Linked DNA regions of Homo sapiens: all the other regions are linked to region 3. A link is a loop called in an ENCODE intact Hi-C map of the cell type or tissue named here. Cell type or tissue: sigmoid colon. All regions are shown on one strand.

Region 1 (4,000 bases), 97 kb before region 3:
CAAAATCTTTTGTGTTAGCCATGGTTCTCCTAGAAGCAGAGACTAAAAATAAATTTAAAGCAGAAAGGATTTATTAGAAGAAAGGTCTGTGGGAGAAGCAGGGAGGGAGACAGAGAAAGTGAGGAGGGCCACACAATCCCAAATGAAGGGGAGAGGAAAGGAAGTTGGGTGGGGGCCTGGAACAGTGGCTCACACCTGTAATCCCAGCACTTTGGGAGGCCGAGGTGAGTGGATCACTTGAGGCCAGGAGTTCGAGACCAGCCTGGCCAACATGGAGAAACCCCCGTCTCTACTAAAAATACAAAAATCGGCCAGGTGTGGTGGCACAGGTCTGTCATCCCAGCCACTCGGGAGGCTGAGGCAGGAGAATTGCTTGAACCTTGGAGGCAGAGGTTGCAGTGAGCTGAGATCATGCCACTGCACTCCAGCCTGGGTGTCAGAGTGAGACTGTCTTATAAAAAAGAAAGAGGGAAGGGAAGGGGAGGAGAGGGGAGGGGAGGCGAGGGGAGGGAAGGGAAGGGAAAGTTGGGTAGGATCTAGTTTATGATGGGTAAAAAAAATTTTTTTTTAAAAAGAAGAAATTTGGGTGGGAGTGTCCTGGACTCCCATGCAGTCTAAGGAAGGTTTGGGAAGGCCCTTGGAGAATTCTCAAGCTCAAGTCACCATTGGAGGAGCCCTGCACCTCCCATGAACAGGCTGCCTTAGTGTCTCTGACGTGCTCAGTTGCTGGCCGAGAGCTGCAGAATTGGGATAGCAGCGCCAGCGTCTGGGGCGCTTGGTCTATTATAGGCTGTATTACTCAGGGTTCTCCAGAGAAACAGAACCAATAGGAAATGTGTAGATATAGAGAAAGAGATTTATTATGGGGGATTGGCTCACACAATTATGAAGACTGAGAAGTTCCACAATCTGCCATCTGCAAGCTGAAGACCCAGGAAAACTGGTAGTATAGTTCCAGTCCAATGAAGCCCAGAGGCCTGAGAACCAGGGAAACCAATGGCATAGGTCCCAGTCTGAATCCTAAGTCCCCCAAACCAGGAGTGCTGATGCCTGAGGGCAAGAGAAGGTGATGTTCCAGCTCAAGCAGACAGCAAATTCATGCTTCCTAAACCTTTTTCTATTTGAGCTCTCAGTGGATGACATGACGCTCACCTGGATTGGTGAAGGCAAACATTATTCAATCTACCGATTCAAATGCTAATCTCTTCTGGAAATACCCTCACGGACATACCCAGAAATAATGTTTTACCAGCCATCTGGGCATCCCTTAACCTAGTCCAGTAGACACATAAAATTAATCATCACACATGGAAGTCTGGTCACTTCACATCTCTTCACAGCGACGGCGGCTCCAGTTTCCAGTCCAAATCAGTGTACGTGCTAGGGGGCTTTCTGCACAGCTTTTGGGTGGGGTAGTCAATCGAAGAGATCAAGTTTGCATGCTGGAATATTTTAGTTGCTGAGATATTTCAATGGTTTGTGAAGACCATGGGGAAATAAACATTTAAAATTAAAAGTGGCTTGGAAAATCAAGGCAGTTTCTCAGCGGTAGTCCCCCGTTGACAGAAATATTTGGGACACTTGTTATAATTTCTTTATTTCTACCCAGACTTATTTAATCAAACCTTGGAGGTGAGAACCAGAGCTCTAATACACACCAATACCGTATTTATAGTTAGCATCAAAGTAAAGGGAAGTTTGAGGTGATTTACACCAAATCCAAACTCAGTGATATCCGAGTAAGTGAAATTTGACTATATTTTAATATTGCAATCTCCCTGCATTTTTCTTGCCACTGATAGCTACATCCACCCTTTTGCTTTAAATTCCTTCTATTTTCCAATCCCTTCTGTCAGACAGCTAAAAAAAAAAAATGGTTACAATATTCTTAGAAAACTGTGCTTCAGAGAAAGCAGTGAGGTTACTCAATTGTTTCTCCTCTGTTAATTTGAGAATCTTAAATTATGCATGTTGTTTTGCACACATTTGCATGTTCAATTCACATGCCTGAGTTATTCGTCTACAAGATAAAACCAAGCATAGTAATTCAAGTAACCTGTGTCTGATTTCTCTTCACCCAAATTTCAGGGCTAACCGAGTTGCAGTTAAAGAATGGATAATTAAATCACTTGGGAAGCGCAGGGGAGTGCTGGTGGATAGGAAAGATGGGGTTACTGAGCCAACTCCTGCCTCCATCCCGTCTGGATTGTCAATCGTTTCTCCTTCCATGACCTGCTGGATTTCATAACCTCCACGAGGCCCCTTTCCCAGAAGGGACTCACTGTCCTGGTTACAATCCTTAAATCTAGCTGGGCAGGAAGGCCAGGAGTGGAGTTTGTCCTCTGCCTGGTGTGGATAACCTTGAACATAAAGAAACCACCACAATACAAACGGCCCTGAAATCTGAACCAATGCCACCGCAATATGCAGATGAGAAAGTCAGAACCATTCCTCCATTGGCTGACTGCCGGCCTGACGTCACAGTGGCCCAGCCCAGCGTGGCCAGAAGTGCTGTGGGCAACTTTCTGGACAAGTTGGAAAGCTTGTGTGTGTGGGTGTGTGTGTGTGTGTGTGTGTGTGGGTGTGTGTGTGTGGGGGGGGGGGGGTCTTTTTTTTTTTATCAGCTGGTGCTGGTTTCCTGCATTTCCTGTGTTACGGGGGGGGAAAAAGGTGTTTATGTACAGCAAGAACTGATGAACTCAGGGCTGAAGAGCATTTTGTTCTCTGTGGCAGCTCTATCCCTTTCCTTAGGGGAGATCTATGTTAGAAACAAAAATGTCATAGGGGAAGGTTGTGAATTCTAAATGAACTGTGGGGACCTCACGAACCTCTTCAGCTTAGTGGTTTCCAGGAAGCCCCAGGCTGAGCCAAACTTTGTGACTTAGCTGGTGTGAGTCTTTGGCTGTGATCTTGACCACAAACTTCAAGATATGCAGGCATGGGAGGCTGGGGGCCTTTTTTATTTTTCTCTACCTCACTTTGCCAGGTTCAATGCAAAGACAGAATCCAATCCTCTGATCTGTGAACTTCTGACGATTCCCCGCCCTCAATGTGCTGGTGGTAGGAAAATTTCCTCTTCTCTTTTCTTTTCTTTCTTTCTCTTTCTCTCTTTCTTTCTCTTTCTTTCTCCCTCCCTGCCTTCCTGCCTTCCTTCCCTCCCTCCCTCCTTTTCTTTCTTTTCTTTTCTTTTCCCTTCTTTCCTTTCTTCCTTCCTTCCTTCCTTCTTTCTGTTTCTTTTAGACGGAGTCTCGCTCTGTCGCCCAGGCTATAGTGCAATGGCACGATCTCAGCTCACTGCAAGCTCCACCTCCCAGGTTCACGCCATTCTCCTGCCTCAGCCTCCCGAGTAGCCTGGACTACAGGTGCCCGCCACCACGCCCGGCTAATTTTTTAATTTTATTTATTTATTATTTTTTTTTGAAGAGGCGGGGTTTCACCATGTTAGCCAGGATGGTCTCAATCTCCTGACCTCGTGACCCACCTGCCTCGGCCTCCCAAAGTGCTGGGATTACAGGCGTGAGCCACCGCACCGGTCTTCCTTCCTTCCTTCCTTCTTTCTTTTTCTTTCTTTCTTTCCCTCCCCGCCCTCCCTCCATTCCTTCCTTCTTCTTTCTTTCTTTCCCTCCCCTCCCTCCCTCCCTCCCTTCCTTCCTTCTTTCCCTCCCCTCCGCTTCCTCCCTTCCTTCCTTCCTTCTTTTTCTTTCTTTCTTTCCCTCCCCTCCCTCCCTCCCTTCCTTCCTTCTTTCTTTTCTTTCTTTTTTTTCTGACAGAGTCTTGCTTTATCACCCAGGCTGGAGTGCAGTGGCACAATCTCAGCTCACTGCAACCTCCACCTCCCAGGTTCAAGCCATTCTCCTCCTCAGTCTTCCAAGTAGCTGGAATTACAGGTACACACCATCATGCCTGGCTAATTTTTGTATTTTTAGCAGAGAGATGGGATTTCACTATGTTGGTCAGGCTGGTCTCAAACTCCTGACCTTAGGTGATCCGCCCACCTCAG
Region 2 (4,000 bases), 140 kb before region 3:
AAGGTGCCAGAAAAGCCTAGACATTGAGCTCCGCGCTCCCCAGTCGTGACTCTGTGTCTACGACGAACTTTCTAAAGGCAGTGGCTTATAAACGAGCAGTACTGACTCCATGGCGGTTCCATCTACTTCCCGAGTGTGTCTGTGTTCAGAGCGCTCCGCCATCCACAACCTTCCTACTGACTGGTTAGAAGGAGTACCTCCTTTCCACTCACTTAAAAGGACATTTTTCCAATGAGAGCAGGTCATATTTCAGACTGCATTGCCAAGGTACCAGGAGCCAGTAAAAGGGGGCATTTAAAACGGTATTTATCTTGACTGGCAAAACAGGTCATGGCTGTAAAAGAAACAGCTCTGGAGAAGGAGGCAGCCTCGCCGACTCTGGGCTCCCTCTCCCTACCCCCCCTCCCCACACTGTTTAAAGCATTCTGGAGCCGCTGCCAACTTTCCTGGCAAAGCTCTTATTTCTTTACATGTATGTTGCATTCCATCTGTTTAATGTGCGTTCTGTGCCATTCACGGATTTTGGCAAGGTCTGGCGAGGTGGCATGGCACGCTCAGGCTTGTGCTAAGCCAAACAGGGCATGGGGGAGAGAGGGACTGGAGGCCGACGAAGGAGTCCCGCTTCTCCCTCTGGCTCGGGGAGGCCTGGAGTTGCAAAGACGGAATAGGAATTGCATAGCAGTTTTCCTCCAGACGTGATTGAATCGTGCGTGTGCCACTGTTGCATTTCACCCTCCACAGAGGGGTTTCGGGGTGCGGTTTTGCAGTTTCTGAAACACAGCCAGAAAAATCGAAATGATGAAGAAAGGTAACAGTAGGGAAACCCACTCGTACTCATGGATCTGGGGTTTCCCTAGAAACACTGCAAGGCCCGGAAGGCCAGAAAATGCTAACACCTGGATCCGATAGTCCCGACGCCTAAAGAAAAATTGATCTCAATCTTTGCATTATTCTCAACAACCATTAAGTACTTGGTTGGTGAAGCGGAGGCAACGTGCTGTGATTTGGATCCAATTTCATCCACTTGGAAGACAGGAAAGCCAGGTTTTATCCACTGCCAAAACATCTGGTGAATTCAGTTAAAAAAAAAAAAAAGCACCAGTTTGGTGGGGGAGAAAACAAAACCCTCTAGAAACAGTTGTTGGGTATTGGGCGACCAAAATCATTCTGTTGATTGACACCCAATGTTCACTTTTCCGTTGGTTGCTGGTTGAGTAGAGCTTTTCAGAATGGGGAAAGCAAGACTTAGGCGAGAGAAAGGCAGATGACGGGGTTAAAAACATGAACGTTCACACTTTAAGAAAAAGTTAAGTGCACATTTCTTGAGTCCAGCCAAGAAAATGAACAGAATCTCCCTGTTAAGAAGTGGAGTTACTCACCTGATTGAAGAGAGATGACACGGCACAGGGGAAAAAAAAAAAAAAGGTACAGGCTCCTAATAAGAAACAGCCGCATGTGGGATAAAATTAGTGCAAGTTGTATAATCCCAGTTGGCCAGTTGTAAGAACAGGGAGGAGAAAGGAGCAGGGGGAACATGTTTCAGATGTGATTCAAGAGGTCCTGGAGCCCGTCCTGACCCTCTGGGTTGGAATTTCTGACTCTCTTCTCTGCCTTGACTCAGAATAGGAAACCGAATCCTGACCGCGCGTTTCTTTTTATAGAATTAAACTTTCTTGCCAACTTCCTCCAGAGCACAAGATTACCCCTCATCGTCTCTAAACAATACGCCAATCATCAGATGGAAGTGAGGGGGTGCACTGTCCTATTTGCACCAAACATAACCCAGGCCCCCGAGCAGAAGACAAACAACAGGAACAGAGTTTGGCTTTTGTACTGGGCCTGGTAAATACAACATGTTCTTACAGGTTGGAAAACCGTCTGGTTCCTCTTTGTACTTTCCCACTTTCTCCCACTTCTTCTAACTTGAATCTCATCGTTCTGCTTCGACATTGGCCAAGTTCACATTTGCCAGTTGCCGAGTGGATAATGGATGGTTTGTAAGATGAGTCGTATGCTAGGGAGACAGGCAGCTGAATGTATACTGTCTGTGTGAGCAAATGACTTCTTTTGAACCTGAATCCCCACCCGGCCCCATAGGCCATCCATGTGCTGATAGACATTGAAGAAGATGACAACAGAATGACTTAATGCCCATTCATTCAGTCGTCATATTTGTGCTGGCGAGGGAAACCTGCAGAAGCTCCCTTGCCCTGATAATCAGTTAGGAGGGGTCAGTCCTTGTGTGTAAGGTATGCTGGTGCTTGGAAGCCCAAAGGGGACATTAATAGAATGCAAAGTGTTTGGTAGTCCCTCATTAAAAATGGATTTTGTTTTCAGTGCTTTGAGGATGGGAATAGTGAAGTTGGAAACTGTGCTTGTAATTGGGAGCAGGTCTCCTGCCAGATTCTAACAGCTTTAAGGGATATCCAGTTTTGGGTTTACAGTACTACATTCTGGCTCATTGAAATTGCATCTAAACGTTGCCAGAATGTGTCATAAACTACAAAATCTGTACAAAAATATATTGACATAATGACTCTGTAGCCTTAAGTCAGAGGGGTGGGGGAGCCATGTGGCCCCATCAGCATTGTTCTTGCTCTGTCTCACAGCAGACTTGGGTCACCTGGGACAATTACCATTCATGGGATTCCGACCCTGGTCTGACCAGTTCTCTCAGCTGCTTAGAACAGCCTCACCCTGTCCCATGGTCACAAATAGCATCCCTGCCTGTGCCACACCAGATAAGGGGCTGGGGATCAAGCCCAGCAGAACCGTTCCCACTTGTTCCTAGAATAAAGTCCCTCATGTCCTGCTGGCCTCACCATTCTCAGTTCTGATCACTCTTCGCTCGCTGAACTCCAGACACAAAGCATCTTCTTTTTTTTTTAGACAGAGTCTCGATCAGTTGCCCAGGCTGGAGTGCAGTGGTGCAATCTTGGCTCAGCAACCTCTGCCTCCCATGCTCAAGTGATTCTCTTGCCTCAGCCTCCCCAGTAGCTGGGACTATAGGTGCCCACCACCACACCCGGCTAATTTTTGTATTTTTAGTAGAGATGGGGTTTCATCATGTTGGCCAGGCTGGTCTCGAACTCCTGACCTCAAATGATCCACCCGCCTCGACCTCCCAAAGTGCTGGGATTATAGGCGTGAGCCACCATGCCTGGCCAACTCTGCATTTCTAACAAGTTCCCAGGGGATGCTGATGCTGCCGGTCCATGGACCACGCTCTGAGTAGCCACGGTACCAACCTTTCTCAATCAGAGTTCCATGATAAAATAAAGCCTGACTGAAAATGAATTGAGCCACTACTCTCTCTGTTCACCTAAGGATGGTGCCTAACTAGAGCCATTGGCTAGAAGTTAATTCATTACATATCTTACATGCCTTAGGGTAGGTGGTTTTGTTTGTTTGTTTTAATTTTTATTCTTTTAGAGACAAAGTCTTACTCTGTCCCCCAGGCTGGAGCTGGAGTGCAGTGGTGTGATCATAGCTCCCTACGACTTCCAACTCCTGGGCTCAAGAAATCCTCCCATCTCAAACTCCCAAGTAGCTGGGACTACCGGTGAACCTAACCATGCATGGCTAATTTTTTATTTTTTAATTTTTGGTAGAGATGGGGTCTTGCTATGTTGCCCAGGCTGGTCTTGAACTCCTGGACTCAAGCGATCCTCCTGCCTCAGCCACCCAAAGTGATGGGATTACAGGTGTGAGTCTCTGCGCCTGGCCCGGGCAGGGTCCTTACTACTGACTTTTGGGCTGGAGAAATCTTTATTGCGGGGGCTGTCCTGTGCATTGTAGGATGTTTGGCAGCACCCCTGGCCTCTACCAACTAAATGCCAGCAGCACCATCCCCAAGTTGTGACAACCAAAAAATGTTTCCTGACATTGTCCAAGTCCCCTGGCGGGCAGTGTTGTCTCCCCCATTGAGAACTACCATCTTTACACGTTAGGGTGTCATTCTCTGGCAGTACCAGGTTGAGAGGGGTTGGGAAGTTGAAGA
Region 3 (4,000 bases):
CTTCTCTCCCACATCCTGGCGTCTCTTCTGTCCTCTGGCACACCATCACTGTTGGCCAGCAAGCTGGGTCTCTCATCTCTTCAGCCTTGTCTCCATCCTAGCTCTGTGTCTCTGGGTCAGTACCAATTATCCATACACACATTCATGCATCCCAGGACAAGGCCAAGCTTCTGTCGGGAACACGGACTCCATTTGAAGTCAGGCAGGTAGGGTGGGGATCTGGCCCTTATACCTGGCTGTGGAACCTTGAGTGTGTTACTCAACCCCTCTTGGCCTCAGTTTCTTTATCTGTAAAGCATGGACAGCCATGTTTACCTGTCAGGGCCACCCTGAGTATGAAATGAACTAACAAATGGGAAGCCAGCATGGTTTAATGAACGTGTTCTCCAGGAAGTAGGGGTCAAAAAACAACCCTCTCTATATATTGCAGCAGTGTAAAGAGCCTTATATGCATTCTTCCCATGTTACAGTGGGGACAGGGGCTCAGAGATGTGAAGTGAGCTTCCCAAGGTCACACAGCAAGTGAGCGGAAGGGCTCTGCGCCTAACTTCCCGTACCACCTCAGGCCAGCTCCTTCTCTACTTGGGGCCTCCGTGTCCCCATCATTGTTCAGATGATCTAGAAGCTCTCGTTCTATTCTTTTTCTTTTTTTTTTTTTTCAGACAGAGTCTCACTCTTGTTGCCCAGGCTGGAGTGCAGTGGTGCGGTCTTGGAACATGGGAGGCAACCTTAGCCTCCCAGGTTCAAGCAATTCTCATGCCTCAGCCTCCCAAATGGCTGGGATTATAGGCACTTGCCACCACGCCTGGCTAATTTTTGTATTTTTAGTAAAGACGGGGTTTCACCATGTTGGCCAGGCTGGTCTTGAACTCCTGACCTCAGGTGATCTGCTGCCTCAGACTCCCAAAGTGCTGGGATTACAGGTGTGAGCCAACATGCCTGGCCTCTCGTTCTCTTCTATATCCAGAGTCCTAACTCCCTCATGGTTCATCTCCTGGGAGGGGCGGGGACGGCTTACCCACCTGTCCTTCACCTGGCCTCCTGACCCACAGGCAGTGCCCCCACATCTGTCCCCAAGGCTTCTCTCCCCTCCCTTCCCTCTCTCCTTCCTGCTGCTTAAGAGCATTATTTGCTTCTTGCAAAATGGCCTTATGCTGGGGAGAGCCCCCTCTGCGTCCTACAGGTATTTCTGCTCTTGGCTGACTTGTTTTCACAGTGCCGATCTGACAGTTCTGCAATGGAAATGAGGGTTTTCTGGCATGGTTGTGGCAGGGTGCGGAAGCTTTACTCAGCTCAGACTCATGACAACGATGATTCCTCATAATAAGCCCTCTCATCTGAGTCAGCTACCCAGGAATTCTATAAAATACGTGGGAAGAGGCCCCTGGTGGGAACTTAGATCCCGACGGTCACTCTTCCTGGTGTGGCTGGTCCTGCCTTAGTTACTGCCACCTCCCTCTGCCCTTCACAGCCAATTCCTACTTCTCCTTCAAGTCTGGTCTAAAATGTCACCTCCTTAGAGAGGCCCTCCCAGATTGCTCATGTAAATAGCCTCTTCCCTCCATTCTCATCCTAGCTTCCTGTTTGCTTCCTTCAGCAGACTTAACCCAAATTACAATTTTACACATTCATGTTATTTGCGGGCTGTTAAGTATTAAAGATTCTGAAAGGGGTGGGGCTGGCGTCACGTTTTTCATTGATCCCTGCCCCAGCTCTGTCAGTGTCTAGCACACAGTAGGTACTCCATGCATTTTCGGTGAATGAATAAAAACATTGTTTGGAGCAGTGAGGGAGGCCCGGGGAAGCTGCTTTTTGGCAGTGAGAACACGCGGAGCTGGAGATCCTCCTGCAGGGAGCTGACTTCATCCTTCTTGTTCCCGTCCCAAACCTTGTCCAGAGGCTACAGGGAGGGAACTGTATGTACAACTATCTTTGCAGCTTTTCAGACTTCCGAACAAGCTGCCTTCCCAAGAAAACACATTACCCAGAGGCTTTTTCTCCCCTCCTGCTCAGACAGGCAGTGGCCCAAGGAACGGCGTTTTGTTTATGATAATAAAGTGGGACCCATGGCAACGCATTGTGATGTCATGGCAGTGTGAGATCATAAATCCTTCCAGGGGAAGAATGAAGCGCAGCGGACACAGTGGCTTCTCAGCCTCCCCTGGCCCAACTGAGGCTGTTGCTAGATATGTTTTTCCTGTATCAGGTGGTTCATTTCTTTTTTTCTTTTTCTTTTTGCCTCTTGATCTTTTTTTTCTTTTGTCCCTAAAGAAAAAAAATTAAAATAAATAAATAAAAGTTTTAAAAAAACTCTGAGTGGAAAGATTTGTCCCAGGAATTTCCTGCTGGCTAATGTCCAGTTCGCAGAGAATGCCAGCAATAATGGGAACAATGCTCACTCGTCCCGGACCTGTGATGAGAAAACTTTCCCAATTCCCCAGTTCCGTGGCTGAAATATGGCAAAGCCTTGGAGAGTTACTGGGCAGCGGACCATGGAGTTTGCAAGGAAAGATGTCCCTTGCTCACACTCTTAGTCTGCCCGTCCACCGTCAACCTTTCTCTCTCTTTTGCTCCTTCTCCATTTCTGTTTCTTCTTGCCACTCTCAATCTGTCTGGCTCTCTCTTACGTGGGTTTTCCGTTGTTTCTCCACCACTCTCCGTTTGTCCCTCTCCAGCTTCGTCTCGATCTCTCTTTCTCAGTCTCAGTCTGTGTTTTTCTTTCTCCACATTTCATTCTCCTGCTGAGTCTGTCTGTCCCTCCCAGGCTCTGTCCTGGTGGTCCTCACTGGTTTTGACTCGCTGTTTCTCTCTTTCCCCACTCACTTTCCTCCTCCCTTCCCTCTGTGCTTATGTTACTGAAGGAAATCACATTTGGAACTCTGAGGACTGAAGAAGGGCAAAGCTGCCCCTGGGGTTTTGTGATCTGCAAGCTGAGTGGCGACGGGTCCCTATTTCCAGGGTGGGTGTTCCGCGAGGCAAACCAGACCCCGACGCAGGATATCTACCCCCATTCAAGGAATATGTTGAGCCTGTGATACAGGAGCTGGAGAGAAGGTCACTGGCCAGTCTGCCAGGGCCTGTAGACTTTCCAGCACTTCTCCCTGCCAGCCCCACCCATGCCTTCTCTGCTACCATCCTCCCCACCCTCAGCACACACTGCAGATGGGGAGGAGAGGCGCTCACTTGGCGGGAGGAGGGAAGGGAGGGGAGTAGGCTCTTCCAATCTTTGGCCACCCCAGGGCCCTTGTTCTGCCTGGAGCCTCCTTTTGACAACCCATATTCTGTTCCGCAACAGCCCCCATACTTAATCTAAATCTGGGTTTTTCAGCCTCAGTCCTATTGACATTCAGTGCTGGATGATTATTTGCTGTGGGGGACTGTCCTGTGTTGTAAGATGTTTAGTGGCATCTCTGGCCTCTATTAGATGCCACCACGAACAACTCCCCTCGCATGGTCACAGCAAAAATGACTCCAGACCAAATGTCCTGTGGGGGTAGCGATGGGGGGTGGGGTTAAAACCACCCCTGGCTGAGAACCACTGGTCTAAACCATCTCTGCTCCTGCTCCTTCCATCCACATTCCTCCCTGTTACTCTCATTTTCTCTCTTGCTAAAACCCTCCATGGCTCCCTATTATTATTAGTAGTAGTAGTAGTAGCAGTACCATGAATATCATAGCAAACACCTATATAGGGCTTTCTGTGTGCCAGGGATTTGGCCATGTGCTTTGTGTATATATTAACTAATTTCCTAGCCCCTATCTCACGGGGCTGTTGTGAGGTTGATCATGAGAAAGCAACATAGCACCTAGCCCAGTGCTAAGAGGTTGTTATTACTACGAGTCTGTGGGTCTTAGTGTCCCTAAGCCACACCCTGTCATGCCACTATGCTTTTGCACCTACCTTTCCCACTGCCTGGACCTACTTTGCCCCCTTTCTCCACTTGGTGCCCTTCTCCCCCACTGGGACCTGCTTCCCATCTGAGTGGCTCTCCCAAGACTT

The links. Hi-C counts contacts between places; a loop is a spot of excess contacts. Peaks named below come from ENCODE experiments on the same cell type or tissue, not always from the same donor. Only the 100,000 strongest peaks of a DNase experiment are listed, where the experiment ranks them.
Region 1: a loop joins it to region 3, with 2.3 times the contacts of the local background. A loop is called at or near these places in 2 of 110 quality-filtered maps.
Region 2: a loop joins it to region 3, with 12 times the contacts of the local background. A loop is called at or near these places in 3 of 110 quality-filtered maps.

The regions. Positions count from the first base shown.
Region 1 is chr12:116,356,740-116,360,739 of GRCh38, forward strand. No RefSeq gene overlaps it. Among named protein-coding and RNA genes, the nearest start is that of MIR4472-2, 70 kb to the right of the region's middle. RefSeq lists a silencer at 2,369-2,458. In sigmoid colon, no CTCF peak of the experiment used is centred here; a DNase peak (open chromatin) is centred at 2,462; H3K27ac peaks cover 1,158 bases.
Region 2 is chr12:116,318,449-116,322,448 of GRCh38, forward strand. No RefSeq gene overlaps it. Among named protein-coding and RNA genes, the nearest start is that of MED13L, 43 kb to the left of the region's middle. In sigmoid colon, no CTCF peak of the experiment used is centred here; DNase peaks (open chromatin) are centred at 523 and 1,593; H3K4me3 peaks cover 561 bases; H3K27ac peaks cover 942 bases.
Region 3 is chr12:116,453,775-116,457,774 of GRCh38, forward strand. No RefSeq gene overlaps it. Among named protein-coding and RNA genes, the nearest start is that of MIR4472-2, 27 kb to the left of the region's middle. RefSeq lists enhancers at 871-1,409, 3,130-3,629. In sigmoid colon, no CTCF peak of the experiment used is centred here; DNase peaks (open chromatin) are centred at 1,013, 1,907, 2,427, 3,118 and 1 weaker place; H3K27ac peaks cover 1,959 bases.